2 separate regions of the Mus musculus genome follow, and region 1 is linked to region 2. Evidence: chromatin loops called from intact Hi-C (ENCODE). Cell type or tissue: heart. All regions are shown on one strand. Links, peaks and the distances in the headings refer to the core of each region. The heading gives the core; the rest is flanking DNA.

Region 1 (4,362 bases), core at 248-4,247, 290 kb before region 2:
TCGGAGACAAGGGCACACCACCCTAGCGAAAATAAAATCTCCAGGCTTACCAGGGGGGAAGGATCAGTAAGAAGGGTGTGGATGAAGACTGAGCCTTAAATATCGCTTCTACGCTATCACATTCATTGTGCCTTTATCACCGAATGAACGTGGGTTTTTGGAGATTCTCGACTCAGCGTGTAGAGACCTCGTAGAAAAAGGAAAATACATCCCAAAAGGAGGGAGAAGAACAACCTAGGAGAGGCAGGCAGCACTGGGCAGTTGCTGACATCCTGGAGACTCCGCTGAAAGGGACCTTTAAAGGATGGATGTAAATACGAATCAAACCTCAAAAATTCTCCGGTTCCCACTGTCTCCTTGGTGCATTTTGGACAGGACTTTTAAGGGCGACGCTTTGTGAAAGTCACTGTGTAAGTGGGGCTTAAGTTTGGAAACACATTGTCTTTTAGCTCTCAACCCCTCCCCTCAAGTCAAATATTCAGGCAAAATCATTAGACCAGTGAGGCAGCCATCTGTAGAACCTGGGAGCAGTAAACAGGAAGAATTGTATCTCCATCTTACTTAAATGGAAAATAAGACTCCAACGAATCGTGTGTTGGTTTCATTACATAAGAACGCTTAGGACAAGAGCTCTCTTTTAAAGGTGAAAGTGTGGGCTATTGGGCATTGTAGACTTTAACAGTTCTTTAAGTCAGCATTTAAAACTTTGCTTACTGATAACTACCAGTTTGGGAGCTGGCTAGGAGGTGGATATATATATATATATATATATATATATATATATATATATATGTTTGAAATATATGTATAGTTTGGTTTGCTGCATAGGACGTGGTTGGTCATATGTAATCTGATAGATTTAGGTACAACAAGGGGCTGGTGAAAGAAGTCAGAATAACAAAAACTTTTCTTTAAAAATTAAATAATTGTCAAGACTATACCTTACAAAAGCCAAAAATGGCATTTTTCCTTCAGGGTACCAGGGAGAATAAAAGGAAGGTTGGGAATAAATCCATTTTTAGAGTGAATCTATGCAGCCTCCAGTGTGATAGGGTGAAGAGCAAAGGGACATAGTTTCAGACGTTTACAGCTCCTGCTAACATAAATTTAACAAAGTCAGAATTCCTCCTCTGAGTGAGCCAATTTGACTGAGCACAAGAACCCTTGGAAGATGCAGCTTCATCAAAGAAGTCGGAGTAGACCGGTCCTTTTCATCAAACCCAGAAGGGGGGAGGGGGCAAGAAGAATAGCCAGAGGGTATTTTTTGAAAGCCAAGAGGAGATTAAATGACGAGTCTACATCTTCCCTGTTTAAGTGTTGCAACTAATTCGAATTCTCATTTTCTCCTTCGCGTTAATTATCTGTACTATGTGAGTCATACGAAGCTCAGCTCTAGGTGTCCCAGAGATTAGGAGCTCGAGATGGGAATTTTTGGAGCAATGACTAGTGAAAATGCTTTATTACAAGGGCTGGAATAAGTGGCTGCATTTGGTACCTTGCTGTAACCCTCTTTGGAAGCATTGGTTCTAACGAAATCTCCAAATGGCCTCGCTCTGCGTGAGTGGTCTCCGCAGTGTGCTGTCTTTAGCAATGTTGCAAACCTTAAACAGGGCTACCCTTAAAACCATGCGCCCACGTGTTTTAAAGATCTGTCCGTAAAGGAGGTTGACATTTCCCTGTGAAGTAGTCTCTCTTAGAATACAAGGAGTCACAGGAGGGGCGAAGTAACCCCAGGAAGTGGTGTCTCTGGACTTCGCCTTCCTGGCAAAAGCATTCCAGCCGCCGGGCAGTCTCTCCTAATTCCTGTGGGGCTGTTATTAGCATAAGCGGCAGCTTCTTCGCTTCTTGAGATTGGGCGAGTGGGATCCTAGGTCTGGGATGTGGTGGGTGCGGCGCAGGAGCAGCCTCGCCGCCCCCTTTCCTCGGATGTAGAGGCAGGTTGTTCATATGAACTCTAGCGAACCACTGGAGGTTGGCTGTAGTAGGTTTGCTCCTTCAGGATGTGGGTTTCAGGGGGGCGTTTTGATGTGATTTAATTCCGACCGTGAAACAATTGCTAAGGGCTGGCTGCGCTGCTGTTGGTTTTTCTCCTCCTGGTGGCTTTGGGTTTAGTTTGGGAGCGAACTTGTTTTATATCAACACTTCCTTTTGCTCAAGGCGCTGTCGCCAGTGCTATGCCTCTGGGGAGTGGGGGTAGGTTGATAGAGTCTTGGGGGCAAGGCGCCCAACCCCAGCCGGAACCCAGGCTGCGGGGAGCAGAGTTAGCCGTTCTGCCCCGCAGAGCCCAGTGCGCTGAGCGGGTGTGGGGGCAGGGAACAGGGGGAGTGACCCACACCCACACAAGAAGACCCTCCCTCCCTTAGAGATTTTGCAGCCACGTGGAGTGCTCTGCAGACAGTCCGGAGAGTCCTTAATTACAGGGATGAGAAGCTCAGTTCTCCTGCACGGCCCTCTCTGTCCCCTAGGTCCTAACATCAGCTCAGGCCCCAGGTCTTCCCTTTGTGTGGCCTAGACGCTCTGCCAGCTGCAACCTAGGTGGGATACCAAAGGAAGGAGGTGGCGGGGCCTACGGAAGAGGATGCTCCGAGAGACAGGCGAGAAAGGACTAGAAAAACGAATTCATGTGATTCCAGGGGCGGAACCGAGACCTCGGTTTTCCATCCCAGCTTCAGCAGGACGCTCAGTCTGTGGGCATCTTCAGTTTAACCGACGTCTCGGAGAAGGGGGACGAGGGAAGTGGCAGTTTGTGTCCCAGGGGCTCTTCCTCCTTAAGAAAAACAAAACCCCAAAGCCCCTTCCTCCAGAGTCAGGAAACTCGTGGGACCGTGAAACCCTCGTTCTCCAATCCGGCGCCTGCAGACGCCCGGTTTCCGCGCGCCCGGCGCCCCTTGGCGTCTGCAGCTCGGCGCGGTAATTTGCGCACGGGATCGGCGGCGCGGTCAGCAGAGTGGACGGCCCTCCTCTCAGGGTGGAGGGAACACTGTCCACTCTGCCCTGTGGGACGTCAACCCCAGGCATGAGTGCCTGCCCCTAACGCCACAGCAGCGCGGACCTGAGGGTGGCTGAGGACAGGCAGTGGTGGGGACCAGGGAATGATTTCAGGGGAACAGAATGAACTAAAAGGGGGTGCAGGGGTTTGGCTCTGCACCGGGAAGCCGAGATCCCGCACCGAAGATCCTGCGTAGCATCAGGACAGAGGGATGCCACACTTGGACTTCGGCTCTGGTATACACGTGCCAGCAGAGGATCCGCTAGTTTAGGGGGCCCGAACATCACATTCTTTTCCTCCCTTTCTCAAAACTTTCCTCCTGTGCCTCAATGTGGCGTGGGCACAGATTTGTGAAAATCACGCCCCCTTGGACCCTCTCCGCCGACTCTCCAGCCCCCTCCGTCCGCCCTGGAGCCGGGACGCACACGGAAGAACCGCCCGCGCACGCCGGTCTCGCCTTTTATCGGCGGAGGGCGGCGCCTGCGCAGGGCCCGGCGCGGCGGCGCGGCCTTTGAAGTCGCGGCGGCTGCGGCTTTCATCCTTTCTTTTTTCCCTCTCAGGCCCCTTTGTGTGACTAAATTTGGCAAGAATATGGATCCCAGCCAGTCTTTCCACGTGTGCTCCCAGCTCCCAGCTGAGAAGGCCAAGGGTTCTCTTCCGGGTAAGGAGACAGGGAGAAAGATCAAAGAGTTTGGGGAGCTGGATCTGAAATGTGAATTGAAAATAAAAATCAAGCCTGGACGCATTCCAGTTTCTAAAGCAAAACCAAACCCTCTGCAGAGGCCATCTCACTATGGCGCCCTTTCTCTCAGCTCCCTCTTTTTTTTTCCTTCTCGAAATCACTCTCAAGCACATGGGATAGAATAATGACAACATAGGGAAGCACTTAGATTCTCCAGATTTTGTTTTGCAGTAATTTTATTAGGGAAAATATCTTGTTCATAATTACCGTTATGTGAGGCTGAATTTCTTTAGCCATAAATATTGTCTTCTTCCAGCCTGCTTCACACTTTCTTCTGCGGCCACGTTTTGTGTATGAGAGAGAGAGCGCTCTGACACAACACGTGTGCGTGCATGCTGTTTGGGCATCCTGCCTTTTAACACACGTTCTTATTAATCCCTGTACACTGTTACAGTACACTGCATATTTCTTTCACAGAAATCAGGTTCAGGAAAACTGATGTTAATACCATTTTTAAACGCTTTCCCTGTTAGTCTTGATGATTTGAAATTATCTTGTTGCTAAGTCTGTCCCCCGTCCCCCCACCCCCATGTTTCATTCACAAGACTCCACAGAAATGTTTGTGTCTGTGGTGAAAAGTCTTTAAGTCTTCTCCGAAGCACTTCTTGAATGATGTTCCCTGCAGAGATAG
Region 2 (4,362 bases), core at 268-4,267:
GTGAGCAGAGGTCCTAAATTCAATTCCCAACAACTACATGAAGGCTCACAACCATCTGTACAGCTACAGTGTACTCACATACATAAAATAAATAAATATTTTTTAAAAAGTTATTTTCATCTCTATTTATAACTGTAGTTTTGCTGCAGGTAGGAATAGTAATGTAAATATTTTATATACTATAAATATTTTATAGAGGTTTGTCAATGGGGTCGCGACCCACAGGTTGAGGACCACTGTTGTGAAAAGCCAGCTATTGATTCCCAGCCTCCAGCCTCCAAGACTCTTGCAAGGACATCTGTTACTTAATTTTTCAGTGGTGACAACATCATTGGGTGATTGCACTGCAGAAACACTATTGGACACACCCCTGCTGCAGCTGTCTTAGAGGTTTCTGTCTAGCCAGTACCTTGATGTCCAATTTCTCTGAGGTGGTTTTCAGGTTTTTTTTTTTTTTTCTCATTTGCTTACTGGACACAGGAATATCATCATATTGCCCAGGCTGGCCGCAAATCCCTAACTGAAATGACTCTCCAGCTTTAGCATCCTGAACAGCCAAGAAGTGGAAATGCCCCCACTAAACCCACTAACAATGGCTTTAAAGGGATTTTCAAATTTCTTCCTGGGAGAAGCCAGCCATATTGAAAACACTTGAGTAGCCCTATAAATAGGCCCAGCTGTGGGGAACTGTGTCCTTCTGCCAACAACCAGCAGGAAATTTACCAGGAATCTAAAGAAACTCCTTGGACGGGGACCATTCTAGGAAATTTGTCACCATTGGATTCCCGACCTAGAAAGACTAGAGTATTCTTGTAGATTGCTAAGGTTTAGACTAACTCTTATGAAGAAATACGTACTTGACTGAAGTTTTCCAGAGCTTCTCTGTTCAAACCATTTCTTCACCAAACCGACCCCACCATTGTGAGCACTCCAGCAGCCCAGAGCTACTCCTGAGAGCACAGTCTAGCTTTCTGTTTCACAGAGAGAGCCCAGTACCCAAACATAGTCTGTGACCACGATGAGCCTTTCCTGAGCCGGGCCTACAGCCCGGGTGCCTCTACCCAGCATCACTGGACTCCAGCTCTGATGCCTCCTGGGTGCTCACTCAGCATGGCCCTGTGTGAAAACGAACCAGAACAATTCTCTGACTTTTACTACAGACGTTAAGTTTGGCGTGTCCCTCCTCTCCCCTCGCCCCCAGTCTGTTCCCACTCTCCTGGCCCTCCCCCCAGAAACACAGCTCACCTTCCCTCTACAGTTGCCTAGAAATAGAAAAAACAAAAAACAAACAAACACATCCACGCATGCGTGTCTCTGCTGCTCCTGACCGTGGTCTCCTTTTCCTGAAGACCCCTCTGGGTTTTTCGTCTTGTTTTTGAGCACTTCCTCCGAATGATTTACCCTGATTTCTGGCAATTTATACACTCCAATTCCCTTTGCTTCCCCCATTCACAATCGCGCCTCTCAGATCGCATGGCACATAAACAATCTTCCATTGCAAACTGCTGCAGTACAGTTTGTCCCCTGTAGGCATCAATAGGAAGTGTCCCGCCAGCCTAATTCTACGCAGGAAAAAAAAAGGGGGGGGGTCATAGATACATAATCTCAAGAAATTCTGCTCTGGTTGGTTTGGCAGTAGCATCTACAGTAATCTCTTCAGTTTGAAGTTAAAATTTGTAAACACCTTAGTGGATTCCACCCCCACCCACCCACAGGTTGTGTCTAAATGAACATCTATGTATCTACATTAATCAAACGCTTCATGCTTTTTTCCCCCCCAGTGAGGAAGTGGATACAAAGTTGACTTTGCTCCTAAAGGTTTCCTTCGCTCCCCTCCTCCACCCCGCCACGCCATGTTTTTGCCTGGCCTGAAATCTAGAACAGCAATGAAGAGCAGACTCCTGGTTTGACAGGATGCATTTAGATAGTTCAGGCAAGAGCAGGCACCCTGTGTTAAAGAGTCCAAAAGGTCTTAAGCAGAAAGAAAAGGCAAAGACTTGTCTCGTGTCACAGGTGCCACCTGTTGTTAGGAGTAGCAATCTATGAGCTCTGCACAGACAACTCCAGTTTCCGACTCTTATAAATTCCCAAGTTCAAATCCAACAGCCTCCAACTCTAACCCACGGGCGTGCGCCATGCTGCCAAAGGTAATTCAAATTTCTCCCCTTCAAGACCGCTTCGCCCCCAACCCCCACCCTCTTCACCTGGAACAGACAATCCGCGTATTTCAAAGAGTTCCTTAGTACTGAACTGAGTACTCGGAAACTCACCCACCAGTTTACATTTTAGGCTACTGAGCCTCACTCCTTTTACTGACAGACAAAGGAGAGGGCCACTGACGATGTTTACCCACCTAGGCTCGTGTTTGTCTAATGTTTAAACGGGCTTTTGTTATTATTAGACATTCCTGGACAATCGTTCTCAGAGCATCAAGCACACAGAGCAAGGAATCAAGCAAGCGATGCAGGTTCCGCGGTGGGGGAGGGGAGCCGAAAGGCGCCAAGCCGCGCCTCCCTGCTGCTTAGCACCATCTAGTGGCGGCTGCTAGTTCGACTTTTGGAACGAGAGCTCCCAGAGGACTTCGTAAAATCCAAAGGCTGTTTTCCTCCATCCTGGCGCTCTTCACCTTGTGTGTACTGCACACACACACGTATATTTTGAATTATACACAACAAATATCTCACCTTACTATTTAATAAATCCTTCCTTTGTCTCTGTACTGGGATATCTTACCCCTTAATCCCCGGACCTGTAGGCAATGAAGGCAGATGGTTTTAATATTATCAAAGCAAGCAGCGCTAGGAAATGCTCACAGGGGATATGCCTAATTAGATGCTTGCTGCCAGCCCTGACAACTGTAGTTCAATCTCTAGAATCCACATGATGGACGGAGAGAACTGACTTCCACAAGTTGTCCTCTGACCTCCATTCACACACACACTCTCTCTCTGTCTCTCTCTCTCTCTCTCTCTCTCTCTCTCTCTGTCTCTCTCTCTCTCTCTCACACACACACACACATTATTTTTAAAGATCATTTCATTCTAATTTTTAAAAATTTTAATTTAAAAAAATACTGAAGAAAATGAGACTCATATATCTCTGGAGTTAACTATGAATTTTTTTTTTAATTTCTAAACAAAGTCATCAGGCTCAACTGTGCCATGAGAAACTATTGGCACCCACAAAAAATAAGGAATAGTGAAGGCTCAGCTCTACTGGTACAACAACCCAAGCAGGCACCATGTGGCCTGCTCTTACAACACCGTGATGACAGTTTAACTTCATGACTAATTTATAATATACAAGTAGCTACCTTTTACCAAGTATAGATAAATGCTAACTGGACAGTCTACCTTTAAACTTACCCACAGAACGACAGCTGATAGGAGCTGAGAAGCGAGCTAGCTTCTTCATTATCCAGAACATTCTAATCCAGTTCTAGGATGGCAAGAGGCTCCTGAGAGTTAACAGTACTTCTACATGGCTGCTTTCAGCCTAGATCCTGGGTCAAATACACCATCAATACACCATGGTCATGACTGACTGTGACCCTACTTCCCAGGGTTGGCTCCCAGCCTGTGGAGTCTGGTGTGCGTCACTCATGAGCCCTCCAGTCAAAGCAAGACACAACATCAGATATGATGCTGTATGCATCAGATATGTTGCTGTATGCATCAGATATGATGCTGTGTGCATCAGATATGGTGCCGTATGCTTATATGCGTGGCACAGGAAGGAAGAACCAAGTCCAAGGCCAGCATAGCTACAAGACAAGACTGTGTCTCAAAAGCAAACAATAAACAAAGAATTGAAACAGGACATAAAATAACACAATCAGGTGAGAAGCTAAATATTTAAGAATCATTTTTTTCAAGCTAATAAATAGTAGAAACATCAAAAAGTCCAAGTCAATAGTATGTTTTTATTAATATTTATTAACACCAAGTTTTCAATAATTTTCTACCTTCCCCTTGTATATTCTTTGGGGGGGGGTTGTTTGTTTCTGTTGTTGTTTTGTTTTATTTTGTAGCTCAGTCTGAGCTTGAATTCATAATCCCGCTGCCTCAGCCTCCCCAACACTGGGATCATGGACCCATTAAAGTCTGTGGAAGCCTCCTTTAGCTTTTGTTCAGCATTAAAGCACATGGTTTGGCTGGAAAGGAGAATAGACACGTTCTATGGATGGAAATGTGAACTGTCAGTGGGAGTGACCTCTGTCTTCTGAAGGAACAAGACAATGTGGGAGGACCCAGGCGTTATCATCTTGAAGGTGGTTTTGGTATCCTCAGCAAAAAAAAAAAAAAAAAAAAAAAAAAAAAAAAAAAAAAAGGAGTGCAGCAAAAAAAGGAGTAAAAATTTGGG

The links. Peaks named below come from ENCODE experiments on the same cell type or tissue, not always from the same donor. Only the 100,000 strongest peaks of a DNase experiment are listed, where the experiment ranks them.
Region 1: it touches region 2 in a loop (2.8-fold over the local background); 3 of 42 quality-filtered maps call a loop at or near these places.

The regions. Positions count from the first base shown.
Region 1 is chr3:131,105,246-131,109,607 of GRCm38, reverse strand. Gm36603 (a long non-coding RNA gene) reads left to right here and starts at 1,630. Exons shown (of 3, transcript XR_376077.3): 1 at 1,630-3,650. In heart, for the core only: no CTCF peak of the experiment used is centred there; no DNase peak of the experiment used is centred there; H3K4me3 peaks cover 2,991 bases; H3K27ac peaks cover 2,695 bases; H3K27me3 peaks cover 1,438 bases.
Region 2 is chr3:130,817,037-130,821,398 of GRCm38, reverse strand. No RefSeq gene overlaps it. Among named protein-coding and RNA genes, the nearest start is that of Gm36443, 15 kb to the right of the region's middle. In heart, for the core only: a CTCF peak has its summit at 2,537 (motif pointing left); a DNase peak (open chromatin) is centred at 2,498; H3K4me3 peaks cover 899 bases; H3K27ac peaks cover 962 bases.